Regions from separate parts of the Mus musculus genome. Here region 1 is linked to region 2. Evidence: chromatin loops called from intact Hi-C (ENCODE). Cell type or tissue: heart. All regions are shown on one strand. Each heading gives the region's core, and the rest is flanking DNA. Links, peaks and the distances in the headings are about the cores only. Region 1 holds the start of Hadh (hydroxyacyl-Coenzyme A dehydrogenase). Region 2 overlaps Egf (epidermal growth factor).

The links. Hi-C counts contacts between places; a loop is a spot of excess contacts. Peaks named below come from ENCODE experiments on the same cell type or tissue, not always from the same donor. Only the 100,000 strongest peaks of a DNase experiment are listed, where the experiment ranks them.
Region 1: it touches region 2 in a loop (4-fold over the local background); 2 of 42 quality-filtered maps call a loop at or near these places.

The regions. Positions count from the first base shown.
Region 1 is chr3:131,263,019-131,279,396 of GRCm38, reverse strand. It overlaps Hadh (hydroxyacyl-Coenzyme A dehydrogenase), which reads left to right and starts at 7,296. Exons shown (of 8, transcript NM_008212.4): 1 at 7,296-7,521. The coding sequence starts at 7,390. In heart, for the core only: a CTCF peak has its summit at 7,959; DNase peaks (open chromatin) are centred at 7,306 and 8,006; H3K4me3 peaks cover 2,419 bases; H3K27ac peaks cover 2,021 bases.
Region 2 is chr3:129,721,638-129,738,015 of GRCm38, reverse strand. Egf (epidermal growth factor) reads left to right here. Exons shown (of 24, transcript NM_010113.4): 3 at 440-621; 4 at 1,035-1,259; 5 at 2,012-2,214; 6 at 12,776-12,901; 7 at 14,624-14,746. Among named protein-coding and RNA genes, the nearest start is that of 6330410L21Rik, 24 kb to the left of the region's middle. In heart, for the core only: a CTCF peak has its summit at 7,387 (motif pointing right); no DNase peak of the experiment used is centred there.

The DNA.
Region 1 (16,378 bases), core at 4,097-12,096, 1.5 Mb before region 2:
TGTAAGAATGCTACTCATTCAGATGAAAAGCCTCCAGTGTTGACAGACAGTGAAAGAAATCAGACATTACAATTTACTGGAATAGAGCTAGAAATCTCAGGGCTAGTCTACAAAGTATACTTAGAACAATAGCTGAGTCACTCCCATACACAGGAATTTACAATGGCCTAAGGGGAAGGTGGATTATACAATAGTCTAGAATTGAAACTATGGCGAGGGCATGAAGCCCTTGCCCCTGGCTTCTAAGAATAAACCAACCTTAGTTGGGGCTGCTTTTTAATCTCAGTTGTAAACACTGCCTGGTTCCTGTTAGGTTTTATGTATGCATTCCTCTGTTTTGTTGTAAAAGTCATTTTGCATCAGATAACTTCAATGTACCTTGGATGGCCTTAATGTATCACTTAACTTCCTTGTCTCCTTCTATAATATAAGTCTGATGCTCGCTTTGAGACATTACATTCAGATCAACACTCCCTTGTGTTCACGTCTGTTTGTCACCCAGCCAACTCCTTGCCCACCTGAATACCAGGACCCTAATTACCCTCGGGTTGAGGGACCCACTGAGTCCAGTCCACAACACTGTTCTAACATGTATCATGCTCTCGTTCCACATATATGATGCTCTCCACATGTATAACACTCTCCACATGAGTAACACTCTCCACATATATAACAATCTCCACGTGCACGATGCTCTCCACATATGTAATGCCCATTGCTATCTGCCCATTCCCCACTGAGAAGCGAGGGCACTTCCTAAGGAGTATGGGGTTATGAGAAGCATGGGCCCTTGCCTTGGAGTAGGCTCAGCTCCGGGTCTGACTTGTATTAGGTAAGCTTGTAAGTGGCTTTACCACTCAAAACCCTGGCTTCCTCACCCTTAGAGGATAACATGAAAGCCCCGAGAACTGCCCTGGTGACCAAACAGCTCTAGAACCTGAGCCTTGAAAACACACACATTCCAATTCCAACACTTTCTGTCCAATCCCGGCTACGTTTCTTTATCTGGGCTTCAGTTTCCCTGTGTATTAAAGAAGGCTACTGCCCAGACCCTTTGTTCTCCAGGTTGGGAGCAGCTGGATGGGTTCCCCGGGAGGAGGTGTCCCCGCTGCACGTGGAGGGGAAAGGATTGTCCCCAGGCTTCTGACCCTCAGTTCTCACCTTTAGAGTTCCCTGAGCCCCACCGCCCCACTTGGGCAGCTCCGTGCGGGCTTTCCCGCCTCTCTTTCTACATCGTGGCCTCTCGGGTCTCCAGGAAGAGGAAGGGTAAAGACTGACACCAGGGGTTAGAGAGACCACGTCTACTTCCAGGCGCTCTTATTTGGGCCTGAACCCACAGCGCCTGACGCAGGTCGCAGAGGACATCCTCAGACCTTGGGCGCATGGTCCCGGCACAACCTTTCTTCGTGAGGACCCCAGAGCCCTAGAAGGGAGAATGGGACATTGTATGTAGCGCCCAGGAGTCTGATTGCAAACGAACGCCCTCTCCACCCCACCCTAGGCGGCGCCACCCTTGTCGCCCCTCTGCTGCGTGTGACCCCAAGGGCTTGGGCGATTGTGTCTCCCTGAGTACAGTTAAAATTGTGTTCGGCTTAAAAAAAAAAAAAAAAAAAAAGAAGGCTACCTCGTGGGATTACCATAAATATTCCATAACTTAACTCACCCAAAACACCTAGAACAATGGCAAACATCCTGAACGGCTGAATGTGTGTTGGCTGCTTCCATGTGCAACCATTTAACACGAGCAAGTCAAGTGCCATCAAGATGGTGGAGAGGGAAAAGACTCTCGTTACCAAACCTAATGACCTGGGAGCCCACAGGATAGAAGGAGAAACCCATCTTCTGTAAGTTGCCGTGTGGCCTTCATGCGTGACTCGTGGTATGTAAGCACACACAAGATAAATGTTGAAGATCAAAAGTAAATAAAAGTTGCTCAGAAAGGTGACTCCCTTCGTCGCTCTTCTTCAGGAGGCTGAGCGAATGACTCGCTTTCAAAGCACAAAGGTTTGTCCACGGGAATCTAAGGAAAACAAATCCAGAGTTTCATTTGTAAAGATGTAGTGCATAGCTGTTCCCTCCTTGGGGGGAATGGGGGGTGGGGTGGGGGAGGAGTTTGCACTGCACCACCCTCCCCACTGGCCTACTTGGTAATTCTTTTCTTTTATCTTGACAAATGGTTTAGAGAAAGTCAGCTGAGAGCAGTCCACTGGCAACAGCTCAGAGGGCCCACCTATGAGCTATGAAACGGGAAAATCCTGATCTATAAATCCCACAGCCACGAGGGCACAGGTGAGATATGCGAAGGCTTCGAACCTTTAATCCAGACTGTACCAACCCTACCACGCACCACTGTATTTCCTGTAAATTCACCTTTAAGGTTTTGTTTTGTTTTGAATTAAACCACTTTGTTCCCAAGAGATCTTATGTTTTAGGTTTCCTAAACGTTAACTTGTGAGTTGGAGCCATTGTGCTTCTGGGTAGAGAGAAAGGTTTCCCAGGTGATTAAAGCGCAGCTGGCTTAGGGACAACAGCAGACAGGATAAGAAAACCTGCAATAAGAAACCTTCATAATCTGAAGTCAGCCGTGACCCTTTTCCTCCAAAAGCTCAAACTGATAAAATTATTTGTAAAAATAGCCCAAGTGTTATTCAAACGCTCGGCTCGGCTGTCATTTGGAGGATGGTCTCAGTGGGCTGTGTGAAAAGAGAACTCTGCTTTCTCAAACTTACCACATTTCTTAATTATGAAAATTAATTTATTTTCATGAAACCTTAGGCAAGGTCAACCATCATGGATTCTTCAGTAAGTGAACCTTCAGCTCGATGTTCTCTGGGTTTTGCTCTTGGAATCACAACTTTTTGTTTTCTGATGGTCTTAGGGTTTTACGGCAGTGAACAGACACCATGACCAGGCAATTCTTATAAAGGAAAACATTTAATTGGGGCTGCCTTACAGGTTCAGAGGTTCCCTCCATTATCATCAAGGTGGGAGCATGGCATCATCCAGGCAGGCATGGTGCAGGAGGAGCTGAGAGTTCTACATCTTCATCTGAAGGCTGCTAGTGGAAGACTTCCAGGCAGCTAGGATGAGGGTCTTAAGCCCATGCCCACAGTGACATAACAACTCCAACAAGGCCACACCTCCTAATAGTGCCACTCCTTGGGCCAAGCATATACACACCATCACACTGATATAGGAAAGCTAAAACCTATTCAACAAAACAAGAAAGACAGTATCATTCTCATTCATTCCCCCAAAGCCAGAGGTCATTCTCTTTCCATAAAGAAACAAACAAAAAATTACAACATACTCAATGAATTTGACCCCCTGATCAATGCTTTTGGCTGTTACCAAATCCTGCCCTTCTGTATATGTGCAGAGGGAAGGCTGTCGGCCCAGCTTTCTCTGCCTGGTCACCACCATCACCATGGGTCACAGGGTCTACTAGTGCCTGCTTTGATATTCTTAGAGCCCACTGGCTGCGGTGTCAAATATGCTGCTTTTGTGTATGGGGCATATGTGTGGGTATGGGGGCATATGTGTGGGTATGCCCATGCAATGTGTAAGCAGGCACATTCAAGAGTACACACGTGGGGGCCACGGGTTAATGCAGAATGGTTACCTCTTGCGCGCACCCGACTGGCCAGCAAGAATGACGCTGCAACAGGATCTTTCTGCACACGGTTATTGGGAGAGCTTGATTGCAGAGGCGAAGAGACCCCAAGCCCAGAACTGGTGCTGCTTATATAGGCCTAGGAGAGGCGTGTCTCACACCCGGATTGGTAATGCATGGGTTATGCTTACCACCTCATTTGCATGTCTCATGCCTGATTGGTTAATGTCTCTCTCATCTGATTGGTTAACTTGTCTCTCATCTGATTGGTTAACTTGTCTCTCATCTGACTGGTTAACTTGTCTCTCATCTGATTGGTTAATTCTCAAAACCTCATCTTGGCAAAAAAACTTTACTGCCTATGTATGCATGGTGGCCAGCGATAGCCAGTGCCACCCTGCAACGGCACATGTGGCTTCCCACAGTTACCCCTGCCACTCTATCCCTCTCTGCTTTCTTCAGGGATACAGTCTCTCACTGAAGCTGGAGCATACCGATTGGCTACACTGGCTGCCCACCAAGCCCCTGGGATTGTCCTTTCACTGCCTTCCCTGGGCTAGGATCAGAGGCACAAACTGTCAGAGCCAGATTTTTACATAGGTGCCTTTTTACATAGGTGCCAGGGATCTGACCTCAGGGTCTCCTTGCTCTCATAGCAAACAAACACTTACCCCCCAGCCACCTCCCCAGCCTCAAACCATGCTGCTCTGCCTTCTGTGTTCTAAGTACTACAGTTATCCATCTATGTGACCCACAGAGACTGCACTGTTATCTACCTATTGCTCTGTACCAGGCCCTTCCTTCAGTAAAGCAACCAGGACCCTGGCTCTGCAGCTGGCCTTCCCTGTGTTTTATTGGGGTGTTGGTTTTTTTTTTAAACAGAGTCTTGCCATGTAGCCCAGGCTGGCCTTGTACTCACAGTCCACCCGCCTCTTTTCTTTACACAGCACCCTTGTTTATCACAGATGGCCTTGGATTTGAGAGTCACTAGGGAGTACTACAGTAGTGTTTGTGGGTCCTCTTCAGATGCATACACTAAAACCCAATGTAGAAGTGTTTAGGGATGGGCCTTTGGGAGGTGATTGGGTGGGCTAGTGGCTTAAGAAAGAGCCCCAGATGGTTCTCTTTAGAGCAGTGGTTCTCAGCCTTCCTAATGCTGTGACCCTTTAATACAGTTCCTCGTGTTGTAGTGACCCCCTAACCATAAAATTATTTTATTGCTTTATAACTGTAGTTTTGCTGCGGTTATGAGTTGTAAGTATTTTTGGGAGAGGGAGGTTTGCCACAGGTTGAGAACACTGTTCTAGAAGGAGGGCTGTCAGGGTAATGTTCGTTATGAGATGTGACTTAATAGACTTGCTTACACAAGCGGGGCTGGAGTGTCCATCAGTGGTGCCTGCCACTGGACAGGCTGAGGCTGTCACAGCCACTCAGTCTGCGAGGCTGGTTGCATCAGCAGTCCCAGTCTGGCTGAAGGCCTGGAGGAGCCCTAGAGAGCCTGCACTTCATCCCATGTTGGAAGGCCTAAGTTAGGTGCTCATGTCAGGGAAGGATGACTGCAGCAGCTACAGCAGAATAGAGGAATTCTCCAGCAGGAGAAGAAGGCAGGCAGGCAGGAAGTCTATTTTTTCTCTCTCAGATCACTTTATATCTAGGGTGCACCCCACCCCCACTCTGTATAAGGTGCTGCCCACTCAGGGAGGACATCTTCTCCCCTCAGTTAACCTTTCTTGGAAATACCTCCATGGAGTCTTCCAGAGGTGGCTCTCTTAGTCGGCTACAGATTCATTCCATTTGACAATCAATATTCACCATCACACCCTTCAACCGTCTGCAGATACAAGGAACTATCCTTGAGCTAAAAGTGGGTCGACATCAGAAAATGAACCTGATGGCACCTTGACTTGGGTTTGCCTTGCTCCCAGGAGACATTTGGGGGTTTTGTTGTAGCAGCACAAGTGGATCAAGACCCATTTATCATTCTTTCCCAAGGAAAAGCAGAGATCTGAAAACGTACATTACCTTGGGTGTGAGGTACACATGAAATATTACAACAGAGATATCATTTGAGAATATATCATAGGGCTGGAGAGATGGCTCTGTGGTTAAGAGCGCTGACTGCTCTTTCAGAGGACCTGGGCTTGATTCTCAGCACCCACATGATGGCTCACAACCATCTCTAACTCCAAGCTCAGGAAACTGATGCCCTTCTCTGGCCTCCTCGGACGTACATCCATACAGTGCACAGATAATACACTGGTGAGAAGAAAGAAACAAGAAAGGATGAAGAAAGAAAAGAAGGAAGGAAGGAAGGAAGGAAGGAAGGAAGGAAGGAAGGAAGGGAGGGAGGGAGGGAGGGAGGGAGGGAGGGAGGGAGGAAGAAAGAAAGAGAGAAAGAGAGAAAGGGAGGAAGAAAGAAAGAAAGAGAAAATTATAGTATCACAGCACCAAACTTGGATTATACTTCATCTTTCCAAATGACAACTAAGAGTTGCAACCCTCTCATCAAGCCTCCTGGAAATGTGCTGTCCTCTCTCAGTGGCAACTCAGCCATAGGGGCCTCTCCTCTCTGTCTTGCATCTTTCCTCAGACTGCTGTACACATTCCTTCCTTCCTTCATAAACGTGTTCATTCTTCAAGCTGTTGGGTTTCTGTGGGTAGCCTTCTACCTCCGTTCCTAGTATCTTTTATTTTATTTTATTTTTGTGACTTGGCTGGAATGTAGCACTCAGTAGGCTTTGCTTATTTTGAAGAATTAAATATAAAAATAAGATTCAAAGGGTCAATGCAAAACATAGCCCCTGCTTCAAAGGGAGTGCAGGAGAGTCTCTTCCCAGCCACATGCAAGAGCCCGAGGCAGGGAACAGGCATGGAAACAATTCTGAAGGACAAGGTTCACTGCTGACAGAGTTACATAAACTTTTTATAGCTACAGAGCAAGAAGGTCATAAAGCCATCGGCTTACAGAACATTGCTGAAGACCCTGGGCAGGCAGGTTACAGTGGAACAAGTAATTCTTTTCCTAGGGTTTTATGCCGGTGTTTGTTTGTTTGTTTTTGTTGTTGTTGTTATTGTTGTTGTTGTTTTAACTGTTTTAGTTTGGGACGGATGGGAGCAAGTGGTCTGCTAGGCAACACATTGCTTAAGTTCGATGTAACCTAAGTTAGATACAGAGGTGGGTAACTAGAAACAGCCCGAGAGAACTTGGACTCGAGCTCTAACATTCAGACAGGAAGTTAGTTTTATTCTGCAGAATGTGAGACACAGATGAGACTTTTGCAGGGAGCTTCATTGCACACAGGATTAACTATCATTTCTTCCAGTGGGGTGAAAGGCGGATGGCTTTCCTCTGGACGGTGAGTTTGGGGGCACCAGATGAACGCTTAGAAGTAAAACCAGCAGTAATTCTGTTATCACTAGCACAGTACTAGGCAGAAAGTTGGCCAATAGCCAGGCTTTCCCTTCCTGTGTTCTCTATCCGGGGTTACCGTCCTCATTCTAAACACAATTCTCACGATCACAACTCCAGCCCACCAGATTGTGAAGGCAACTACAGGTTGTCTCTTGGTGGGTCCCTGCTTTGCCGGAGTCCATGCTGGCCTGAGTCCTGGCACCGCCCTCTGGGGGGGGGGGCGGGGTGGACCTGCAGCTTGTGCAGGAGGCGGGTGGGTGGGGCGTGTTCGAGGCCCCGCCCCCAACGTCGCCGACCCCGCCCACGACGCTCCGGGACCTCTCGCGCTGTCCCCACTGCTCCTCCTCGGCTGCTGCACTGAGCTATGGCGTTCGTGACCAGGCAATTCTTGCGCTCCATGTCCTCCTCTTCCTCTGCGTCGGCGGCCGCCAAGAAGATCCTGATCAAGCATGTGACCGTCATCGGCGGCGGGCTGATGGGCGCCGGCATCGCGCAGGTGAGCGGGCCTCGCGCCCCGGGTGTGGTGGAAATAGTTTGATGAAGTCCGAGAAGGTGCAGCATGCTTCAGTGTCCCAGAACTACAGCCTTCGGCCCGATCCTTACGTGCATGCTTCTCAACTAACTGCCGGGCCGGGGAAGGCTCGGTGGAGCGCGCTGGTGCACGCGTGCACACTGGAGCTGAACTGTGCACAGTTGTGCGTGCAAAGTTGCAGAGTGTTTGCTCACTGCCTGGATCTGACAGGAATCCGCTCGCCAAGACCTGGGCTGCGGTTTCTTTTAGTTTTCCTGATAAGTTTTTTCTTTGTTCTTTCTTTCTTTTTTTCTTTACAGTTCTTTGGGTGTTGGTCTGGGCACTTTTCTTTCCAAGTGTCCTGCCTCTCCCACAAGTTTCCTTCGTTGGCCTTCACTTTTGTAACAGTTTGGAAAGTCACCTAGTGGGAGTTTGTGGAGTTGCTGGGACTCCGCCCAGGCCTGGGCCAGGAAACTTTGACCTTTGACCCAGTGCCCGGTGCTGAAATCTGCGTGCTTGTCCAGCTCTGAACCTCAAGAGAGTGGGCGACAGAGATAAGCATAGTTTATGCTCTGAGACGTCTCTAATCTCTGATCGGCTTCTGTGGGACTTTGCCTGGTGCCAGCTGAGGCACAGTTCAAAATCAACTGTGCAGTTTGGCTACTGCGATGTCTGTAGTACCATTTTCTCTTAAGAGTTAACTTCCTACACACAGTAGAGAGCTCTGATCTTTTTCCATGAACTTGCTATTATATTCGTATCTTTTGAGGCCTTTGCAGTTTGAGTGTTGTGGCAGTGAAGGGCTTACCTAATTTTAATTAGGGAGGGTATTCGCAGGTCAGTGTCTTTTCCCAACCAAATGCACACTTGCATGCTTGCTATTTATTAGCCTTGACTGCACTTCCTTCCAAAGTCCATTAAATTAAACAACAAAAACCATACATGGCTATGCTGGAGAAAATATAGCTAGTCTGCTGTATCCCTCTGCACCACAAAAACTCAAGGCTGTGAGGAATGAGATTGGTTGTCCAGGTCCAAGAAAAACAATGTATCCCTTAAACAATGTTTAAGCAACATCTTATTAACAAGATAATAGGGTTCTCCTCCCCTCCCCCCAAACTGCTTTGGATTCGAAACTAATTAGAAAGCATCTAGCAGCTTTTGCACAAATGCAGGATGCTGTGTCTTGTGGATGCTGTGTCTATCCAAAGAAAGTGTGTTGAAGCACGGGAAGCACTTAGAATTAACTGGGTAAGGTGCTCGAACTTTGACCTGAGACGAGTGGATTAAAGTGATTGACAAGGATGGGCATCAGGGATTTGTGGATTAAATACTCGAGCAGCTGGATCAGGGAGTTCCTATGGAAATGTAAGCGGGGAGAGGAAAAGCTATGCAACTCCTAGCAGAACTTTTTGAATAAAAGTGTAACAAACACCCACCATCTAAATAGTGGGCATTCATAAGGAACAGCCATTCCTCTGGGTCACTTTAGGTGACCATTCTGATCCTGCAGGGGAAACTGCTTTCCTGATTAATAGCTCTACTATGTTCCAGTGGTTTAGATGGTCCATTTCTTATACTTGGCCTTGCAGCAAACAGTTCTAGTTAGTGCTGTCTCCTTCCTTCCTTCCTTCCTTCCTTCCTTCCTTCCTTCTTTCTTTCCTTTCTTTCCTTCCTTTCTTCTTTCCTTCCTCCCTCTTCCTTCCTTTCTTCCTTCCTTTCTTTCTTTCTTTTCTTTCTTTCTTTCTTTCTTTCTTTCTTTCTTTCTTTCTTTCTTTCTTCCTTCCTTTCTTAAAATTGGAACTCAGTTATAGTTGCAGACAGTTGTGAGCTGCCATGTGAGAACTGGGACTTGAACCCAGATCTTCTGGAAGAGGAGCCAATGCTCTTAACTGCTGAGTTATCTCTCCACCCATCATGCCGTCTCCTTTTTGAAAAAAAAATCCATAATGGACAGTTTTTGGTTCAGGGTAGTAAATCTTTTTTTTGCCTCTGGTACCAGGGATGAGTGATGAATTCATGTGCTGAGCGCAGGCAGTTGGGCGATCTGCATGTTGGTGAAACAGTAAAGCAGTTGCTTGGTCTCTGCAGTTTCTCTAGAGCAGAGGGTCTGTAGGAATATGGAAAAGCAATAAAGGAATTAACTGACACACACATAGCATATAGCTCCAAGAAGCCAGAAGTGTCATTGTGATCATTGGCACCATTGCTGCCATCTGTCCTCTTGTCCTTTTAGCCTCAGGCCCCTTTTGTTCCTGATCTCCATGTTGAGGCAGGAGCCTTGGGTTTAGGTAGGAAATATCTTGCTTAACCCTGACACAGATCCCAGCTGACAGACAGTGCAGTTTGCTCACGAGCTGCTGAGAAGGACAGCACCTTTTATTTAATTATTCCACCCAAGTGAAGCCATAAAAGTACAAACTCGAAGTAGCATCAGGGTTACCCTGCATCACACATTCAGCTGCCATTTCTTCTGAACTCTATGAAATGGTCTAAGTCAGTGGAGAGTCTGTTTGTAGTTTTAACTAATCGGCGTGTTCCATTTTGTGCTGAGTGGGATGGAAAGGGGTGTAAATACATTTTGTACGCACCCAATGCATTTTATCAAATAGTTAAGTAATTTTAGACAAATGAGGTCCAGGGTTAGTTACATTTAGCCAGAGTATAGGCCATTAGTGATTGTGTACCTTCTAAGAGTGTCTACATTGCCTGCCCTTTTTTGTTTGTTTTAAATTAAAAAAAAAACAAAAACCCAAACCAAACCTCTTAGCCTGCAGGTTAATGTTTAAGAGCAATGACTTGTTTTATGTGTTTGCCTGTGGCTCTCACTGCTGATTTCTCTTGAGGCAAAATGGCTTGTATCATTAAATGAACTTTGAGTGGAGACAGATCGCTTTTTGCTTTGTAGAGAGAGAAAGAGGAAGCTGCAAGCTGTGTGCTTCTCAGGTTGATAGAAGAGTTCTAAGCACGGCTTAGCCCACTGTCTTTGTAAGAATTGTCCAGAGCGCTCATACACTTCATTACATGACTTGTGTGCAGCCACTGGGCCAACCAGGAATAAGGTTTGAGAGACTTTCTGGCACAATGTGGTCTACATCTCACACTTTTGGGGGTGTGGAGAATATTTGAACTTGTGAAGATCAGGAGTAAGTTCATCTGACCAAAGCCACCAAACGTGTGTGGTTTGTGTGCCTGTGTGTATGTGTGTTTGAACATGTGTGTCCTTTTCAAAACGCAAAGGATGTGCTGGCTAGTCCCAGCTCTCTTACATGGAGATGGGAGGTGATGACAGCAGAGTCACCTAGAAGCTAGAAGACCAGCCAGCCTGGAGTATGTATCATGGCAGAAGCCACAAGAGAGACCCTGCCTCATGGTAGGAGAGAACCAACTCCCATACGTTATCCTTTGCTCTTCTCATGCACGTGTACACACACACACACACCTGTTCTAAATAGTGTCTATTTCTTTAGAGCTCTTTAAACTATTGAGATAGCTTCAGGTTCTAAGCTACAGGTGAACATTTGCTGCAGTCGTTCGTTCTTGGGCAATGCTCCGTGACTGGGGCAATGCTCCGTGACTGGATAGATGCTCGGAGAGACTGGAAAGCTGCTCTCCACCTTCTGAATTCAATCCCATCTCCTCTCACCGTCCTCACTTCTGAATTTCTTGGTGTTTAACGGAACAATAATCAGAGCTCTGTGAAGTTGTTGGCCTTATTAACTTCTGTTGTTACAATGAGTTAAAGTTTTCTTGAACAATAAATATAGACACTTAGAAGTCTTAGTATCACAGGAGACTGGGATAGTTCCGGGATCATCCGTGTTCCTTTGGAATGTTCCTTATGAAGGCCATGGCTTTATTCTCAGCTATTCTGTCCCTTTTTTCTTTTCTTCCTTCCTTCCCTCCCTTCTTCTCTCCTTCCTTTCTTCCCTCCCTCCCTCCCTCTCTCTTCCTCCCTCCCTCCCTCCCTCTCTCTTCCTCCCTCCCTCTCTCCCTAGTTCCCCTAGGTAGCTCTAGCTGGCATAGAACTCTCACCATATAGACCAGATCGGCTTTGAGGCAACAGAAATCCCCTTCCGTCTGCCTCTGAGAGCTGGGATTGAAGGCATACACTGTCACAGTCAGCGCACCAGTAGGTTTTTCTACTTAAGGCATGCCGTTCTTAAGTCCTCCCGGCTTTCCTGAGTTCCTTGGTTCTTTATAAGGTTATTCTCTATATAGATCAAAGCTCAGCCCTATGGCAGATCCACCTTCCGACCTGGAGTATATTTGGAAGTTCTGCCATTCCTACAGGGAGTAAGGGGTTGGGGCTGTCAGGTTTGTTTTTTCTTTGTGGTAATGGTATCCTACTTTAGCTGTCACTTGTCCCTTGCTTTGGTTTCTCATTTTCTCCTAATCATTTTCAGTCCTCCCTGCTGCTCTGCCTTAGGCACATACATATACCTGCCTCACTGCCAGCTCTGCTAGAACTCGGAGCTCATACTGCTGGTGTCTGGTGAGCGGTGTAAGTGTGAGAGAGCAGGCACTGGGGTCCCTGCAGGAGTGTGGTTTGTATTTTACATTATTTTATTATTTAGTGTACACACACACACACACACACACACACACACAGTATCACAGCAAACCCACGGATGTCAGAGGACAGTGCCTGCCTTTGAGTATTTGTGCTAAGACTGGGATGCAGTCAGAAGTCAGATGTGAGGATAATCATGACATTGGGAGTTTGTGGAAAGACTGGGATGTTGATGAAGTACAGCCCTCTGGTGCAGGGTCCCAAGAGGCACTGGCTAGAGATGTGCTGAGAGTGTGGAGAGACCAGGTATTGGGCCAGGTGATGCTAGTTTCTTGAATTTACCATGTAGGTTACCCTTCAGAGAACCTGATTCAGTATTATGATCCATTTGCAAAGATACACAAATCCAGCATACTACTTCTTGGCACAGTTGCTTGCTCCTTTGGCTCGAGTACTAGGGACTTTGACAAGTGTGCTATTCACTGGACCTATTTTTACAGCTCTGAAGCACCCTTGTCTAAAAATATTTCCCCTTTGGCTGAGCCTGCTTTCCACCAACCCCAAGAAAGTCTTAGAGCTGAGGACATAGCTCTGTGTGTGTGCATGTGTGTGTGTGTGTGTGTGTGTGTGTGTGTGTGTGTATGTGTCTGTGTGTTTTCCATATTGTTTGCCCTCAGTGTCTTACGGTGAGTGTTCAGGCCACTGTAATATAAAACAAGAGTTCTCAATGGCTTAAATAACCATCACTTAAAGGACCAAGGAAAGTCCAATGTTACAACATTGAATAATTTTGGAGGGAAACCAAAACAAACCCAGAATGGCCTCCACTCCTGCGTTTAACTCCAGATTTCCAGCTCCATCCTTTCCAGACAGTTAGGTGGGCCAGGCAGTGTCATTATGGAACTCAGAAAGCCCAAGTTGCTTTGTTGGCACCCAGATAGCAGCTTTCTTACATTTGTTTGTTTGTGTGTATATGTGTGTGTGTATGTGGTGGATGTGTGTGTGTGTGTATACACGTACATATGTTCATGTGCACTTGCCAGGGAATGCATACTGAGGTCATAAAAGAGCCGTGTAGGAGTCAATTCTCTCAGTTTACCACATGGGTCCTGGGTATTTGAACTCAGATTATCAGGTTTGGCAACAAGCTCCCTACCTGCTGAGCCATCATCATGCCTGCTGCCTGAAATGTTTTCTAAGTATCTCCTTATTAATGTAATTATTCTTGAACTATCAGGAGAAGCCTTAAGCTACCTCCAAAGGAAGATCTGGTGGCTTTATCAGTTTTTAATCCCGTAAGCATATACCCCCAAATGAAAATGCTGCTTATACAGTAGTACTGTTCTTAGGTTCTTCAGGAATTTCAGTGTTTTTTCCATAAAGGTATTATTTTTGCATTCCACCAACAATACATAAAAATCCTTTTCCACTTCCTTGCCTACACTTTTGTTGAATGTGATAACTATTATTCTGATTTTCATTTAGTATTTAGTAACTTCACGCGTACACACAATACGTTTTGGCCCTCTCCACCTCTGCGCCCTCTCCTGCTTTCGTAACCTCCAGTCTTTGAATATCTTACTGAATACACTCTGAGAGAGCTGTGTGTGTACACGTGGGTGTGAGGCTGAGCAGCAAGAGCCTGGGCAACTCACCAGGGACCATACTTCTGAAGAAAAAAAATGCCTCCCCCTTCCCCAGTGTCTAACACTTGTCAGAGGCTCCTCAGCCAGGGGTGTGGAGTCTCATTAGCTCACCACCCAACCATGCTGGAATATGTTCTGGCTTGATCTCGTGCAGGTAACCATAGCTGATAGGAACTCGTGAATGCTAGGCCCCGTCATTTCCAGAGGACAACATGACTCCTTGTCCTCCAGATTGCATATGCTTTCTTTCTCTCTCTTCTGCCATGTTCCCCAAGCCTTGTGTGTGTGTGTGTGTGTGTAGAGGGTCAGCACAGATGTTCTTTTTAGGGTTGATCACTTATTCTTAGCCCCCTGACTAGTCACCGGTCTGCATTAACTGTGGATGAAGCTTCTCTGACTAAGGTTGACAGCAGCGCCACTCCATGGGCATAAACATCACCTTTATAGGGGTGTTCACAACATGTCCGTTTAGCAGAATAGGTCTTTCCCACCTGCTGTGGGCTTTTGACCAAGTTTACTGTAGCAGGCATGAATTCTCTCTTGTAAGGTGGGTCTCAAATCAAATCAGAAAGCAGTTGCTTTCCCCTCCCCATAGCTATCCCACAGTTGCACGGAGGACATATCTTGCCAGGTGGGCTTTTCGTGTATCATGCAGGTCTACCCCTGGGGAAGTCTATTGACGACTTTTTCTTTCTCAGGAGGCTGCACAGTGCTTTCTGATCCTGTGAAAACTAGCCAACAGGGAGGAAGGTTTCAGGCCAGGCTCAGCCTGATCTCTCTCTGTCCTACAACCGAAGTATCGTTTGTCTTCAGTAAAATAGTGTCTTAGGATGGGCAACAAAGAGCAATGACAGTTTCTTCAGTGTTTGGGGATCCTCTATGGCCTCTCTGACCATAACTGGTAAGGCGATATCCCATTCCTGGCACTGGGTTTCATTTAGTGACCCACATCTTCTTGGAAGGGTAGGTATGGTCCACCATGTAGGACATACCTCTGATCATAATTCTTCTTTAAACCATTATTTTTTAATTAGGTTACAGAGTAGTGGGTTTCTATAAGGCTTTTTCATATGTCTTTCACTTTGTTCAACCTCTTTCCCATCTCTCCTCTCTCCATTCTCCTGCTTCCTATCCCATAAGTTCCCCTTCCCCAATACTTCCCCCACCTCCACCTTCATATCACACGGACTCTGTCCCCTGCCTTCCTTAAGGCCTCTTTCGCTCTCTTCTCTCATGAGCCCCTTCTGGGTTCCTGTGCTCTGTGGATACTCTAGATCAGACACACAAGTTTAAAACTTTGAATCTGCAGTGCATTGGCAGCGGCTATTCTAATGGATGGGACAGGTTAGGGATTTCCCAGTGTGCTCTCGGATGGACTTTAACATCCACACGTCTCCTAGTGGACTCAGCTGTCCTTTCTTCTCTGACCTTTGCTCTGTTTATCAGCGAATGTATGTTTTTCTATGGAGAAGGGGTTCATGGCTAGACACAATTTGAAAGGCACCGCTGTCAGCCACCATGCCAAGTGATCTGTAACTAATAACCTGAACAGTAAAAGGGTTGCTGACCTAACCTTACAATAGGGAAGAAACTACAATGTCTTAAGTCTCCTGTGTGATGGATGGAATTGCTGGGTCTGTATTCCCGTGTTCCAGACAGAAACAGACACCAGGGCTCCTTTGACACATTGACCGGCTAGACTAGCTAAACACAGTCCACTTGGAAATCACAGGCGTGGCGGTCAAAGGGCACAAAGACCAGGAGTTTCTCTTTAGGCAGCACTCAGTGCTTGTCCAGCTGTTTCTCCTTCACCAGCATCCCGGACACCAGCGGTGGAAAAACCATCCTCCGCCCGCCCACCGAAACAGATTGTGCTCTCAACTTGTTTCTCTCTTCTTACTGTTCTTTGCAAGCTATGATGTGATGCCTCACAATTCTAAAACATTTCCAAGGTTGCTGTAAAGGTTTCTAATAGCAAAAGGCAGTCATAGTTTCTGCCTTTCTTTCGCTCTCTCTTTCTTTTTCTTTAAGATTTGTTTCTTTATGTTGCTGTCTTCAGACACACCAGAAGAGGGCATCGGATCATATTACAGATGGTTGTGAGCCATCATGTGGTTGCTGGGAATTGAACTCAGGACCTCTGGAAGAGTAGTCAGTGCTCTTAACCACTGAGTCATCCCTCCAGCCCCAGTAACGGTTTCTTAAACATTCATTTCTAGAATAATACACAAATTGAGGCTTTTGTCACCCCAGTGTTGTTATTAGGAAGTGTCTCCCGTGTGCTGGGTGGCAGGTAAGATGTGGTTGTTGCCCAGGAGAAACCCATTGTCTGCTGAGGAAGAAATACAGGTGGGAATGACTAATCATAAGAAGGCTGCAGACTGCCTGCTCACTCTGTCCACAATGGGCTGACACAGATGGGAGCTTCAATAGCTTAGTGCTATTTTACCTTCTTTTTAAATTGTGTTGCTTGGGGCTAGAGAGATGGAGCCATGGCAAAGATGACTTCCTGCTCTTGCATAGGACCCAGAATTGGTTCCCAGCACCCACATCTTGTGGCTCATAACTAACTGTAATTCTAGCTCTCATATTATCTTTTTTTATTTATTTACTTTTTTTTTTTTAGCAGAGTTTCAGTTTATGAAGACATTGTAAACATAGATTTTAAGTTAAGGGTTGAGAG
Region 2 (16,378 bases), core at 3,305-11,304:
AAATCCTCTTTAAAAGGGGGCAGGTGAGACATCCACTCACTCTATGACCCTGCTCAAACCGCAGTGGAATTTTACCAGAGTTTGGAAAGACCTAAAATTGAATTAATGTTAGGATTCCATCAACAAATGGAATTTAAAAGAACTGTTTTAAGCATTAAAAAAAAATCTGTGAAAAATTTATCGTGGCTGATCTTCTAATTTCAATAGTATATAGGATAGTGTGGGGTTCCAAAGCTATGATACAGGAAGCCTATTCACAAGGAGGGATGTACTGTTGCTGAATCGAAACAAGCTCACTCTGTGACTATTTCATCATTTAAAAGATGCAGAGAACACATTAAAATGGCAAATACTAAGATGACAGACTTTCAACGTGTGATGAAGTAGCAATTTCATTGTGAATTGGAAATATTCTTAATGTTTAAATTTGGTTTTGCAGAAAGTGTGCAATGTAGAGAGGAAGGTGTCTGGGCTGGCCATAGACTGGATAGATGATGAAGTTCTCTGGGTAGACCAACAGAACGGAGTCATCACCGTAACAGATATGACAGGGAAAAATTCCCGAGTTCTTCTAAGTTCCTTAAAACATCCGTCAAATATAGCAGTGGATCCAATAGAGAGGTAAAAAATCTGTTTTGTTTTGTTTTGTTTTGTTTTGTTTTGTTTTGTTTTAAAGGAGATTGAAATGAGCTTCAAATCTCACCAAGATTAGTACATTGTGTTACTTGACAGGACTCCTGAGTGAGATGCAGGTCTTCTTTGACAACACACAGGCACCATTCCCCCCCAAAACAAGTGGCTGGATTGGGAGACACTAGGTGTTCTCCCTGCCTGATGTTCTTCTATAAAAGCTTGGTTATCCTTCACACTTGAAATCCCACGGCATTTCCAGTAGGAGATACATACACACAATTGAATTCCCATTCAAAGCAGTCAGACTCCCCTGGGCAGACACCAGAGGTGGGAGCCCCGAGAGCCCCCACTTCAGTGGCTGTTCATTCAGTTGTGGTTGTGTGTGATATGTTCATCTCCAGGTTGATGTTTTGGTCTTCAGAGGTGACCGGCAGCCTTCACAGAGCACACCTCAAAGGTGTTGATGTAAAAACACTGCTGGAGACAGGGGGAATATCGGTGCTGACTCTGGATGTCCTGGACAAACGGCTCTTCTGGGTTCAGGACAGTGGCGAAGGAAGCCACGCTTACATTCATTCCTGTGATTATGAGGGTGGCTCCGTCCGTCTTATCAGGCATCAAGCACGGTAGGTTTTGCTTTTGCTATGCAGCAAAGGAGCATTTGAAGCTAGAGTGACAAATTAACTTGACTCTTGTCAACTTACGGGGTGTGCTTGCTTACACACAGTCACCAGGTGAGTGACTTTGGATTTGGTCCTTAATGGTTCCTGTTTTAGGTTTTCTTTAATGGGGTTCTGGCAACAGTCCCCGTTTGTTGGTGTCTTTGTAACGATTAGAGGGACATACACAAATAATACTTGGGGACATACGCAAATAATACTTAGCAACGTGTGTAGCCTAGGATAAGCTCCCACCGGTTGATCATCTTTGTCCTTCTCCTTCACTTCCCAATTTATTTGGGAAGCACTGTCTCTCGTGAGACTTGCTCTGGAGCCAGCTTGTGGAGAAAGCGAAACCTAGCCTGGTGTGAAGCTATCAAATCCAGCACTCCACTCACAGCCGATTCCAGGTTTCATCTCCGTTTTCATCACACTCCAGTGACAGAGGAACAGGTCAAGTGGAAGTAAACATTTTATCCTAGTAGTTCTGGATACAATGACATAAGTCAGATTTTTAAACGGAATATGTTTTCCTAAACCAAAGAGAGAAATAAAGGCAAAGTAACAAACAAACAAAAAACAAGAAAACAAACAAAAAAGTAACAAACAAACAAAAGAAAATTCAAGTGGGGGATTCGGCTTTAAAAATACAAGTAATACGTATCCTGTTATTTAACCCTCCCCCACTCCACCCCCTTTTTCTCTCTGGTTGTTTTTAGGCACAGTTTGTCTTCAATGGCCTTTTTTGGTGATCGGATCTTCTACTCAGTGTTGAAAAGCAAGGCGATTTGGATAGCCAACAAACACACGGGGAAGGACACGGTCAGGATTAACCTCCATCCATCCTTTGTGACACCTGGAAAACTGATGGTAGTACACCCTCGTGCACAGCCCAGGACAGAGGACGCTGCTAAGGATCCTGGTGAGTCACTAGGTACCTGCACATATTCACTTCTTATGAACTGGCTCAAGCACGACCAGGAAGTGTGGTGTGTAGGAGGGGATTTTTTTTTTCAACCTCCATCAGCTCTTAGCTAAAATGTAGTCCTGTAATAAGGCAGATTAAAGAGAGAAAAACACATTTATTAGCATTTGCCTTCATCTATATGAGGGAGACGTACAGGATTCCTAAGGAAATTAAAGCTGGGCAGTGACTAGATTTAGACAATGATTCATTTATTTGGCTAACATTTACTACTTAAGATTTGCTTTCTTCTGAATAAGCATTGTATGCGTGGTAGTTAAAACCCAAATAATAAAACAAAATAAGATGGTTTGCCATGATGTGCTTGCATGTTCTGTATTAAGAGATGGGAAACAGAGTTTTTAAAAAGAGCAGGTAGAGAGACCTAGTAACACCTTGTAATGAGTTCAAGGAAAGACACACTGAGAGCAAAGATGGGGTGTGAGGTGCTATTTGATCGGTTGATGGAAAAAGACCCATCTGAGCACGTGGCCGCTTAGAGAACATCTTCAAGGACGAGTTTTTAGAGAAGTGACGTGACAGAAAACCTCCTTTGAGTCCCCACTGGTGGCCTCCGTGGGTAGGAAAATCAGTGGTGGGCAAAGAGTGAAAATACGTCGCTACTAGTGAAGGGCTCTGATTTTTAACCACTGATCTCAGTTCATAAAGCAGAGGTCGGAGAAAGGAATTATTTGGGAGCTATAGTGAGTGGTGCACTGAATGGCAACAACCTGGCAGTGACTTCGTAAAATAAAAACTGGCCCCCAGGGGAAGGATGTGAACCCCCACACTCAGATTCTTCCCCGGGGAAAGCCGGCTCATGGCCTTTGGCTGTAGCTCACTGATGATATGCAGGAAACCCAGTGTTGAGGAGGTGTTCGTTAGTCTCAGTGGTTTCAGCTAACTGTTCTCATTTACTACGTAACAGCTATGGATGTCGGCCATCGCCGCCATCTTCTTCCGTGTTCCATGGAGCCTTTCTACCTTCCAGTGTGCTTCCATGTATGTTACTGTCCTGGCCCATCACGTAGCACTGTGAGACACGACACTTGGAATAATTGTATTTATGTCCTAGCTCATGTGTTGAAGACCTGGAGTGGCTTTTCCATGACTAGACGGCTAGTCAATGCCTACTGGCCTTTTCTCAGCTCTTAGCTCGAGAGATAATGGATTTGGGGGGAACTCCTGCTCAGTACTTCAGATTATATTCTCTCTACCGTAAGCAAAGCCTCTCTCCAGAATCCCTGATTCTTGTCCAGCTTTTTTGATAAGGATTCAAGTAAGGTCACTGAAAGCATGAACTTCAGGAGAAAAAAATTAGAATTTACTGAGGGCAGCCTCAAACCACATGACTGGAAAGCCAAGGCCAGTGCAAAACCAGCAAAACCTGGTTCTGGGGTGCTGCTGGCACTGGGAGTTAGCTCCCGTCTTTGACGTAGGTGTGACCTTCATTCATACTCCGTGTGCAAGGCACCTTTGGATTTCAAGAGCATTGCCACATTGGCCATCATTAACATGTTTAAACTGTTTTAAATGCATTAGAAAGCAAGAATTTTTCATCTGGGACATGGGAAGACCAACACACTTATTGATTTTATGTGTTAGAGGAAACATATGAAATATATCATTGTTTCCTCTAGGGAAAAAATAACCATATTTATCAGGTCCTCAGTGTGCCAGATACCTTTTAACTGTAAAGACACACGTCTCTGGAGACTGCTGGGTTCCGTTTTCAGGTTTGTCTGTAATTAGAGCTTCCCTGAGAGTGGTCAGTACCAGCTGGGTTTAGAAGGCATTTGGTTGTGAAGCTACTTCAGTGAGAAAAAAAAATTAAGTAACCTGGCTGGTGTCATTTTTTAATGAAACACAAGTACTTGATGCAAAGAAAGGGGCTCATGAACTTATTTCTTCTTGACAATGGCTAAGCCGTTCCTTATCAAGGATGCGCTATAAGATTCTAGTTCTGTGGAATCTAATGAACTATTTGTATGTGAGCTCTGGAAAGATCCTTCCGAGGTCAAATAACTGAGACGCAGGGGTCAACAAGTTGTTTAAGCAGGCTGAGTTTCCCTGAGTGGGATGGTACATACGGTTAGATGTACTAAGGACCAATGAGCTTGGAGCAGTTTCCCACTAGATTTCTTATGTATCAGTCCATGACTTCAATTTGTCCTTTCTAGTGCACACCCAATTTTGAGCTCTTAGACACATCTTAAGCTGCGAAGATGTTTTGTAAAGGAAAGATGCAGAGAGGATAGAGTCAAACCACTTGGGACTTACCCATAACATCCCAAAGGGAGCAACCCTGTGAAGACTCTATCTGACCCTGGCAGAGATGCCACTCACGGAAGCAAAGCCAATTTAGCTCTTCGGGGAAGATTGGTGTGCTGATCTATGCGCATGCATCCTTCGTTCCTTCGCTAAGACAGGCTGACTTTACTTGCAGACGCTTCATGCTACTGCCTTCTCATTCTGGGTAGGAGGTGGAGAAGCCTGCAGCTTCTGATGAGCTGGCTGGAGAGTTTCTGAGCTCTTTCCTCACTTGCTCTGTGCATCCTCCAAGGACATCATAGACAGCGGATGCAGGAAATCTTCACTGAGGCTGTCATTTCCACCTTCTTAGCATCCTCCCTGGATGTCTTTGCTCCAAAGGAAACAATGGACCTGTGAACTTTGACCTAGTCTCTCTAGCTCAGTGAAAGGGATCAGTACTTATCCCATCTCTCAGACTAGAAATCCAGGCGTTGCCCCTTCCTCCCTGTTTAATGCCCCAACCTCCAGATTCTAACAACTCCTCACCTGTAAGCAAACCTCCTTGTGCTCCCTCCCAGAGCTCCCCCTCCCCCACTGCTCCCTAGGAAGTTAGATACCCTACCTCCATTTCCTAGGCTGCAGGGACCAACAGCCTCCACAGGTGAGAATCTGACCTTGTCCCATCTTAGTTAAAACCTTTGACAGCTTTCAGCAATGAATGCACAGTCTCCTCACTGGCCCCTCTGTGCATTTCATGGCTTTGTACGTCACGGGGGTCTGTGTTTCATTTTGTACCATGGTGTCTTCCATTCCCTGTCCCAGATAGCCTCAGAGGTTTGACATTCTTCCCAAGAAGGGCTTCCTTTCTGCCAGGCTAGTCAGCACACTCCAGAACCAAACTCTACCCTCCCCTCCCCTCCCCCCCTCCTCTCCTCTCTTCCCTTCCACTCGCTCCCCTTTTCTTCCTTGGCCCTCTTCTTATCCTCCAAGAAACAGCTCCACACCACTGCCTTCGAGAACACCTTTCCTGACCAACTTAGTGGTTGCACCCCAGAGTTCTGAGAACATATTTGCAGAGAGTGTGTTCTTGGAGAAGTTCTCCAATCACATGGCACCCAGCATGCTTAGCTGTCACTGCCAGTCTCTCTAAACTTCCTTAGCAATGGAGACAGGGAATACAGCTCTCCACTCTACTCCAAAGCCAAGAGGATTTTAACTAGTGATGGAAAAAACAAATGTGGACGCTGCCCCACCCCGACTCCACCCTTGGCGTGCTCCCCCCTAAATTAGAAGGAACCAGTTTGCAAGATAGGTGATATCTCAGAACACTGCCTTTGTGTCTAAGAGCAGCAGGCCTACTCATTGACTGTCCCCAGAGTTTTCTACTTGGGGCCTTTCCCTAGATTATGTCGTCTAACTTCGTGATAACTTTATGGACAAGGGTGGGCTTTGAGTTCTGTTTTAGAAACTAAAAACACATCTCGGGTGCTTTCCAGTGTGGTGGGGTTGGGATTGGAACTCAGGGTGATTGACGCGGGTGATTGACGCTATGCATCTCCCCCCCTGACCACATGGACTCTCACTCCATTGGTCATTTATGTCATAGCACAGATTTCTGTGAACTGTTTTGGGAAAACCTGTCATCTACCCATTTACTCCTCCTGCTGGTTAAAGAGACCACGGAGTTCACACTTCCCCTTTCAGGCACTTTAAACACAGAAAAGCCTTCCCATGCCCTACCCACTCTGAGCTCCTTCTAGCTGATTCCAAACAAAGACTTTAACTCACATTTGTGTCAGCCCAGGTAAGTTGGTCTCTCCCTGCTGCCCTGATCTTATAGGATTACACTAAACCCAGTGTGGGAACGTCTATGTGCACACTGTCAGTGGTGTATTAATGAACTTCTATGTGCACACTGTCAATGGTGCATTAATGAACTTCTATGTGCACACTGTCAGTGGTGTATTAATGAACTTCTATGTGCACATTATCAGTGGTGTACTAATGAAATTCTATGTGCACATTCTCAATGATGTATTAATGAACTTCCTTGTGCACATCATTAATGGTGCATTAATGAACTTCTATGTGCACACTATCAATGGAGTATTAATGAACTTCTGTGTGCACACTATTTATGGTGTGTTAATGGTGAACTTCTAAAGACTTTATGTTTTGACTGCTTACAGGCGTTATTTAGCAAAGGGTCTAATTTTATTATTGTTCTTCTTCTTTCTTCTGTTTTCCTTAGATGTAGATCTGAGGTTTAAGATTATGAGTCTCAAAAGCATATTCATTGGCCAGTAGGGGAACCAGTCTTCCAAATGGTGTGAAAGATTTGACAATGACTTCATGCACAAAACACCACTGACTTTCTTTAATTCTGTAAGCTACTACTTGTAGACATTTAAAATAAAATATGGATTGTTCAGTCACTCATAGCTACTGTCACATCTTAACAAGTGTCACAGATCCATGCCACTGGCGAGAAAGCCCTGGCTCAAGCAAAGCCAGCCTCACAGTACAGGACTCTCCTGTTGCCAAGTGGCTGCCATTTGAAATGCCTTTTTAAATACTTGAAGATGCTCTTTATGTCTTTATGGCTCCTTGTTTGCTGTGAGGGCTCATACATTGCTTTTTCCCGCATGCCTGCTGATGGGGTCTCAGATTATTTAACCTGTAGCTTTTCCTTGTCCTGTGTTTGTTCGAGAAAACAATTCATTTGTCCTGGATCGCTGTCCACTTTCTGAATTTTCCACACCTTTGGTGTTGCTTAACATGTTTGTCTCCCTTGTCGTTCTCAGAATTGGAGCATTGGCCCCAGAAGCCTAAGAGCCAGTATTTTTTTAGGAACACTTCCTGGATAAGCCTGCAGGCGGCACTGCACCCCTCCGATTGTACCAATTGACAGACACACAGGGGCCAGCTCCCGGTCAGGTTTTGGCTAACCAGCAGGTCAGAAGTTGCCAGCTCGGTCTACCATCTATAAACTTCCCTTCTGCCCTTTGCACAATGGCTTTAGACGCTGCTGATTAGTGCCTATGTCACTAACATCATTTTTTTTTTTTAATTAAGAGCTCAGAGTGAAGCCATCCCCTCTATCACTATCTACCATTTATCTGCTTGAATTCCTATACACAGAGGAATCTTTCCATATCAAATATAGCGTTGCTCCAAGGAGCTAGTATAGGAAATGAAAATTCGAAACTTGATGCTCTCCCAGACGTGCATGTTTGAAGAAGAAAGAGTTTGTTTCCCAGAACCACCCAAAGCATCTTTTATGGCTTTTCCTTTCTAAGTGATTGGCATGCTTCTATCGGTTGTGACTAGCCTCTTGATACTTGCCCTGCAGTATCTCTCACCAGAGGAGCTCATCTGAGGCTTGTCTGCATAGGAAAGATGAACACTAGGTTCCTCTTTCTGGGGTGATGCTGCCGCTGAAGGCCTGGGATGCAAGGCCACTGTGCGACTGGGGACACAGGGGACAGGGGAGCAGGCTCATGCACACCTCAGTTTCCCCACCTTCACTGTATGGGATGGCCAGGCTTGTCAGTAATGGGCATAAAATAAGAAAGGGAGGGTGTCATAAATGCTAGTTCTCCCAGCTGCTCACAGGAACTAGTACACACCAGCAAATGCTCCATTCATCCTCGGCCCCAAAACACCTATTTTTCAACTCCTTCAAAGCCACTGGTTGCTTTCCATTCTAATTCTTAAAAGGAATCCAGAAGGATAAAAATAGCAAGTAGCCAAATCCTGTTCGGGTGATTGCTTTTTGTTTTGTTTTGTTTTTAAACCACAGTTTAAAATTCCAGTAGCACAAAACGGCAAGTCTTTATTTTGTATGTGTGTGTCTGTGTGTGTATTCACAGAGAACCCCCTTGCCCATTCCCCAAATCTATACTACATACTTTGCAGAACCTTTGAGGAGGCTCAGGCAGTTATTTATGAGAACTTACACGTAAGAAAGGCAATAAGCAAGTGAATCAAAATGTGATCGTAGGTTTTACAGAGGTTAACACACTGTAACATTCTAAGTACGTATGTACACAGGCACACAGGCGTGCATGAGCGCACACACAGAGTCCATATATAAAAAGCACTCAGAAGGTGTGAGATTGAGTCACAATTCTACACTTATTTGATCCTTGACAAAATTCTTAATCTATAAAATACTATTTGTTGTAAACATTCTGAGGGTTTGTTCTAAACATTAAGTATCATAATTTAATTTATAAAAATGGTACTCTTAATTTTTATTGATATGTGCTAAATATTTAGGGACTGCCAAATACTTAGTTGTAAGAATCATTGGGGTTGGGTGGTGGTGGCTACACAGAGAAACCCTCCTTCCAAAAACTAAAAAAAAAAAAAAAAAAAAAAAAGCCTCATTTGGGGTAAATGGACTGAACAAAGAGAAGAAAAGTTTTCTCGATGGGGTGAATGTTACACGGAATTCAGAATTTAAGATACAAACAGAGCATGAAGCACATAGGGTGGGGGGCACAAGGCTAGGGAATCCCATGGGCCAGGAACAATGTGACTTACTAAACTGGAGAACAGCTCACCTCGGCCTGTGTGCTTGGCAGGTATCTAGTAGTTGCTGAAGGCTGTGGACATTAAACTCCACCATTGGGAGCTTCCGTTGATCTGGAGGGTAGTAAGCCCTCTGACGGGCTGCGAGGGGTGTTACCTGAGGACAGCAGCGGCATTTTGAGTGTTAGCTTTGGCTGATTTGGAAGCTAAAGAATGGCAGCTTAAGGAGATTAGCAAAAATACAGCTCTCAGCCCTGTGTTGGGCGGCTTCCTGCAATGACTTTTCAGGTGTTTAACATCTGAATTCATGTTGCACGATCAGCACAGTCACAGAACAGTGATCATTTTCCCCGCCTGTGTTCAGCATCGGGGAGTGGATTATATTAATACTGAATATCATTGGAAACCACCAGCAGTGGGCAGAGGAGAGCTATCAGGTTCTCAGTTTTATCAGTAAGGTTGAGTGGGAATTCAAGGACCAACCAAACAGGGGTGCAAGTACAATGACCACCTGCTGGACACACACTGTGAAAGGCATTACTCTAGGTTCTATTGAAACAGTAAATATGAATAGAGTGTATGACTTACTCCCAGACGCTTATCAATTATAAACAGGTAGCTAAGATAAATTTTAATGTGTGTGTGTATGTGTATGTAACTGTAACGATGGTGATGATGGTCCAGATGATGGTCCAATAGAATAGAAATTAAAAGTATGATAGACAATAGGGAACTAGAATAAAATCCAGCATGCCTCTTCTACCCGACAGAGCAATGTTTTCTTTTTCTTCTTTTTTTTTTTGCAATGTTTTCTTCATCAATCAGTTTGATTTTTTTATTACCATATATTAAGCAGTCATTAAGTTTGACGTCTTTGAGGTTTAAATGTAGAGGAATTACTATAAACAATTCTTTGTAAAATCATATCTTTTTCTAAAAGAAGAGCTGGGTGTTGTGGTTCACACCAATCATCCCAACACTCAAGAGACAAAGCATGAGGACGGAACATTTGAGGCCAGGTTGGATTATCGAGCAAGACCCTGTTTGGGAAGGGGGGAAATGACCTGGGGGTGTAGTTCAGTGGTAGAGCGCGTGTCTAGTGTTACAAAGCCCTGAGTCTGATCCTTGCCATTCCAGAAATAGATTTAAAATAGAGAGATCGGTGTGTCAGAGAGTATCTATTTCAATGATTCTATTTCATGGATTGGAATCGAAGGTCAAAGATATGAAGTGATTTGTTGTAAAAGACAGAAACAGAACTTGGTTTTCATGGTTCTTAATCCTATAATTATCTACCACGCTGGACTTGAAAAGATGTTTATAAGGAGTTATTTATAGGGAGCATTGTCTTCTTTCTACCTTAGGGAAGTGGTGGCGTTTTGGTGCCATTAAGAGGCCGATGCAGACTCCTCTGGACTATAGTGTTCACTTGTAAAGTTACAAAACTTACACATGCTTTATGCTTTGATTTTTTTAAAGTTGGAATGACTATATTTTGTTGCCAATAACTATACATTTCTAATTTTCTTCCTTCACTTTTATTAGAGGCCTTTTATTTTTAACTTTGCTTGACAGTTAATTTCCTCCTCCTCCTCCTCTTCTTCTTCCTCCTCCTCTTCCTCCTCCTCACAATCCTCCTCCTTCTCCCCCTCTCTCTTTCCTTTTGACAAGGACTTGTACCCCAGACTGGTTTTAAACTTACTACATAGCTGAAGATGAACTGCAACTATTCTCCTTCTGCCTCTGCCTTCTGGGTACAGATTATAAGCGTATACTGCTGTGTGCTGTGCCCAGTGTTGTGCTGTGCTGGGGATTAAGCCCAGGGCTTTCTGCAAGTTAGGCAAGAACGCCACCAGCGATCTACACCCTCAGCCCCCTAATTTTGCTTGTATCCTAATTTTTGAAAGCTTAAGTGAAGCACAGAAATATGAATAATATGTGTGTATAACTGACATAAAACCACAGAGAATAAACAAAATTTTAGAATTAATCTCCAAAATAGCACCCACTGCAACTCAACATATCCAATAAGTGTTGTTGAAATTGTATTGCTTGTTGGCAAGATTGTGCATTTAATTATTTGAAAGAATAAATTAGAAATATTTAAGAATATAAGACAGATTAGTTAAAAGTAGTTACCTGCAACTGACATGTGGTACACTAGGCTAGAGTTTCTAAAAGTATATTTTGAATACTGTGGCATCAGAATCCCTCTAGATTCTGTAATAGGTAGACACCTGGGGTTCCCTTTTCTATGTGTCTTTGAATAAAGATGTATGAATGCACAGGAGGTCACTGGCTTAGGCTGAGTGCAAACCTGCCCTAGATCCTGGACAGACCCAACTGTAAATGATGTTCCACGTGACCGATTGTTTATCTAACCTGAGCAATCAGGAGAGAGACCAGAGATAGCCAAGTCCCCCACAGTTCAATTTCCCCAGCAGTCGCGCTGTTTTAACTCCGACAAGGGGAGTCCCTGATGCCACCCAAGCTGTTCTTCACATTGCCATTTCCCCCTTCCACTAAGGCCAGTTGTTGGGCCTCCCGCAGCACAGTACCTCTGGAGGCTTAGATTCACTGCTGCTCGATTTATGGATTGATAATAAAAGACGAAGAAGTCATTTAGCTAAATTCATTCAAATTTGATCTTTTGACAATGCCGAATTTTTTTTTTTTTTTGAAAGATAGGGTCTCGCTAGACACACTCTTATCTTTGCTTCCGACTCCAGCGTGCTGGGGTTAAAGGTCCATGTCTCCACACCCACCCCCAATCTTCAGTCTTTACCTTCATCTCTTCCCAGGTCTCTAGCATTCTGGAAAAAAAAATTCACTCACCCATAGGCTTACTTCTGTACTTCTAAAGCACTTTACAGAAGTTCTGAAGCTCTTTACAAAGGGTCTACGATTAAAATTGGTCAAATGTTGGAGGGAGCAAGATGGACAAAGTTCTTGTTAACCTTTTGAAAAGGTTGCATGATACCGTTGTTCATTCTTGACATTTGGGTCTGAAAAGTCAAATTACCATACAAGCCACGATTCATCACAGTGAATTTAACCTAAGCCTCAGTTTATGGGTAATAAGCACACGTAACAGTAGTACTCAGTTAAACGTGACTTAACCCAACTCTGGCTAATTTGCCCCAAGCATCCGGTTCAGTGAGTATACTTTACACTTCCCCTGGGATATGTCATGACACATTGGATGCCAGCAGCAGTAAAATGCAATATTCAGAAGTGAGGCATATGCCAATAGTATGAAGTATGAAACCTGCTTCTTTAAATAATGACCATAAAACCAGTCAAGTATCAGACCTGAGGTGTATTTCAGTCAAGAAAAACACATTGTTAGGTTTGAGGTTTTTAAACTCTTAAAGATATAGTATGCATAGTTTTAATATATAAATGTAAAGCAAAATGAAGGCTCTGATAAGCTATGCTCATTTTGCAAACTAAATACCATCTCCAGCTAATTAGGATGCCCTGCCCTGCCCCTGAGCGACAGCAGGAGCCTTACGATTAGGCAAATAAGAGGCTTGACCACTATTGGGTGGGAGGGAGGGAGATCCTGATTGGAGCAGAGCGAGGCTGTAGCGGCACCGCTGTGACGTCACTGCGAGGTTAGCCCCACCCCCAGCTCCGCTGTAATCAGTGAGTTCTCTCATGGCCCTCTGTCAAAAAAAAAACAAACCGCATTTCCATTTGCTCTGAAGTAAACACTCTTCTGTTTTAGACCCCGAACTTCTCAAACAGAGGGGAAGACCATGCCGCTTCGGTCTCTGTGAGCGAGACCCCAAGTCCCACTCGAGCGCATGCGCTGAGGGCTACACGTTAAGCCGAGACCGGAAGTACTGCGAAGGTAATGTGCGCATGCGCCAGAAGCTGTCCTTTTGACAAGTGGCAGGAGGTCCGCTAGAGAAGTGCGTGTGTCTGTCTGTGGCCTGTATTGTGGGGGCTGGGGGGTGTCCAGGGCCTCCAAGAAGAACAGACTTCAATCTTCTCCCTCCTTTGCTCGCTCCCTCCCTCCCTTCCTTCTTTCCCCAGAAGAGAACTTTTTCTTCTGTTTTAATTTCTATTATACTCTCGAGTTTTGTTTTTGTTTTGTAGACTTTTGTTGCTAGATGCAAACCATTAGGCAGTTGCTGAGGGGCTGATAACAGGCCAAGATTTTCTTTAGTTTTTTTAAAAGATTTATTATTTTTTTTATATTGTTTGTACGAGAGCCTGCATGCATGTTTGTGCATCACGTGCATGCCTGGTGCCCGTGGAGCCTAGAAGAGAGCATGGAATCCCCTGGACTTGTAATTAAGAATGTGAGCCACACAATGTGGATACTCACACAGTGTGGGTACTAGGAACCGAACTCAGGTCCTCTGTAAGAGCAGCAATTGCTTTTTAACCTCTGAGCCATCTCTTCAACTGAGCCATTGGTTTCTGGGTTTCTGAGTGGGCAGTCAACACCTCTCTCTCTCTCCCTTCCTCCCTCCTTCCCTTCTCCCTCTTTCCCCCTCCCCCTCCCTCTCTTCCCCTTCTCTCTTTTATTTTGACTGTGCAAAATATCAGGATGAGCAATTTCTTTTCTTAAATTTTCACCAGATTTGAGAGTATTCCATACTTATCTAACCACACATGAGATCTAGAGAGAACCCCAGGAAACGGAATCCAGCTTATCTAGACCTCCTCCTGTTTGGAAATTCCTGGTCCACTGTAATCAGCTCTGGAGCCCTGGAGAAGTAACTTGCTTTTTAGAAGGCGCAGTGGTATACACATTCAACAGTCCCTTGCTTATGCCCAGTCAGCTGATGCTGAGGAAGCAGAGGACTGAAGCCTGACATGTCAGTCAGAGCAGAGTTGTTGAGAAGTGTCCCTCCTGAGGAGGGGAAAGACCAAAAGCAAAACAGGAAATATCCTAAAGTGGCTAAAATATTCTAACCCCAGCTTCAATGGTAGGACTGCAGTTCAAGGGCAGCCTGGGCTTCCTAGTGAGTTCAAGCCAGCTGTGGAGGCATAGGGAGACCCTTTCTCCAACAGAGAAGGGGGAGAGAGACAGGTAGCTCAGTGACAGATGATAGAGTGCTTGCTTAACACACATAAGACCCTCAGATCAATTCTCAGAGTCACAAAAAGGAGTTCCTAGCTTTCTAGAGGATTTCATCTTAACTTTTTTTTTTTAAGATTTATTTTATGTATGTGTCAGGCACACCAGAAGAGGGCATCAGATCCCATTAGAGATGGTTGTGAGCCACCATGTGGTTTCTGGGAATTGAACTCAGGCCTTTGGAGGAACAGTTAGTGTTCTTAAACTGCTGAGCCATCTCTCCAGTCCCTGTCTTAACTTTTTAGCAAAGGATAAATCCTGTCTAAAACTGTGAGAAAGTGGTCTCTAGGTAACTCTGGGCTGATAGAAAGGACTCCTGTGAGCACTGAACTGATTTCTGTCGCCCTCTCTGAGGGTTGGAGAGAGAACCCTCCCATGGCGATCTGCAGTGGAAGCAAGCATGAGATGCCCTACTGTGTGTCAGTTCGGGATCTCACAATTCATTTTCAAGGGTACTCATGGGTGGCTGTTGTCCTTGTGCAGATGTCAATGAATGTGCCACTCAGAATCACGGCTGTACTCTTGGGTGTGAAAACACCCCTGGATCCTATCACTGCACATGCCCCACAGGATTTGTTCTGCTTCCTGATGGGAAACAATGTCACGGTAAGCCGCAGCAAGTCAGTACTGCGTTCTTTTATTTTCACTAATGTCCCTAAAGTGGCTATGATCTGAGTGGGTGGTCTTCGGTTAGCAGTGTGCATCAAACTTAACTGGGGGTTATATTTCACTTTGCTTTATAATACAGCTAGTTGAAGCTGGACATTGTGGTATGAGTTGTCGTTCCAGCACTCTGAAGGTAGAGGTAGGAGAATCCCAAGGTCAAGACCAGCTTGGGCTACAGAGAAGAACTTTGTCTTAAAAACCAACAACCACATGTATAACTAGGTTCTATTACAAGCCTATTGAAAAAAAAGAAGAGAAAAACTTCAGGGCAAGGGAAATAAAATTATATAAACAATTAAACACATATATTTCTATTTTAATCTATATGAGCTAATATTTCACTGTGTATCTTTAAAAGGGAGGCATATAATAGCCAGTGGTGATATATTATTACACCTCAAAAGGAACTATCACCCCCTAGTGTAATATCTGTCAGTTTTTAGGTACAATCACAATGTTACTGTTATACCCCTAACATTGACAGTAATTCTTAAAAGCGTCAAATATCAATTTTTTCTATTATGCAACTCTATAAAAAAAAACTAACAAAAACCAAAGCCTTCAAGTGTACATAGCCTGTGCTGCAGAGGGTGTGACTAGTTTACATCATCTTTTAAAAAGTCCTGGGGGCTGGAGAGATGGCTCAGCGGTTAAGAGCACCTAACTGCTCTTCTGAAGGTCATGAGTTCAAATTCCATCAACCACATGATGGCTCACAATCATCCGTAATGAGATCTGATGCCCTTTTCTGGGGTGTCTGAAGACAGCTACAGTGAACTTACATATAATAAATAAATAAATGTAAAAAAAAGTCCTATACATAACGGATTTGTTTGAATAATGTGTTTTAACTTGATACTCCTGTCTCTCATAGACTCTTCTTATCCCTAAATAGTGTTAATTAAGTTAACTATTTTTATTTGCTCCAGAGCTGCTTGCTTTGTGGGTTTTGTCAATTACATTTTCTAAATGTCCCTTCAATGTTCTGTGAACTTGCAGTTATAACTATGGACTGGATTAGATTCGGCATTGATGTTTCTTGGCCAGAGTACATTATAAATGTATTTGTACTTCCACCAAGATATAGATATGCCCTGTTGTTCCTCTGTATTGTGAGATTAGCTAGTGTCCATTTGTCTGATACAGCACTCACCAGTGACATTTTAATATTTCCTAGATCTATTATTTCACCAATAGTTTTGAAGTAATACTCCGGTCCTTCCATTTCTTTCTAATTATTAATTAGAAAGCTTTTATGAAGGAAATTTTATCTCATTAACTGCCTGCTTTCCCAAGAGAGAATTCTTACAGTATAAGGCAAACCAAATATGAAACTTTGTATTTAAAGGATATAATTTGCTAGTGAATTAGTTGTTTCTAGTTTGGGGAGGCATCAATGTTAGAGTGTACTTTAAAAAGAGGGGGAAAAAAGAATATTGTGAATTCCTGTGGATCCCCCCACCACCAGTGCAAATTTAGGATTGTGTAGTCAGATATCCTTTAGTCTTGGTTTGTAATTCACTCTTAGCATGACTGATGAACAGACCCGTGTTTGAAATCATGCTACTATGT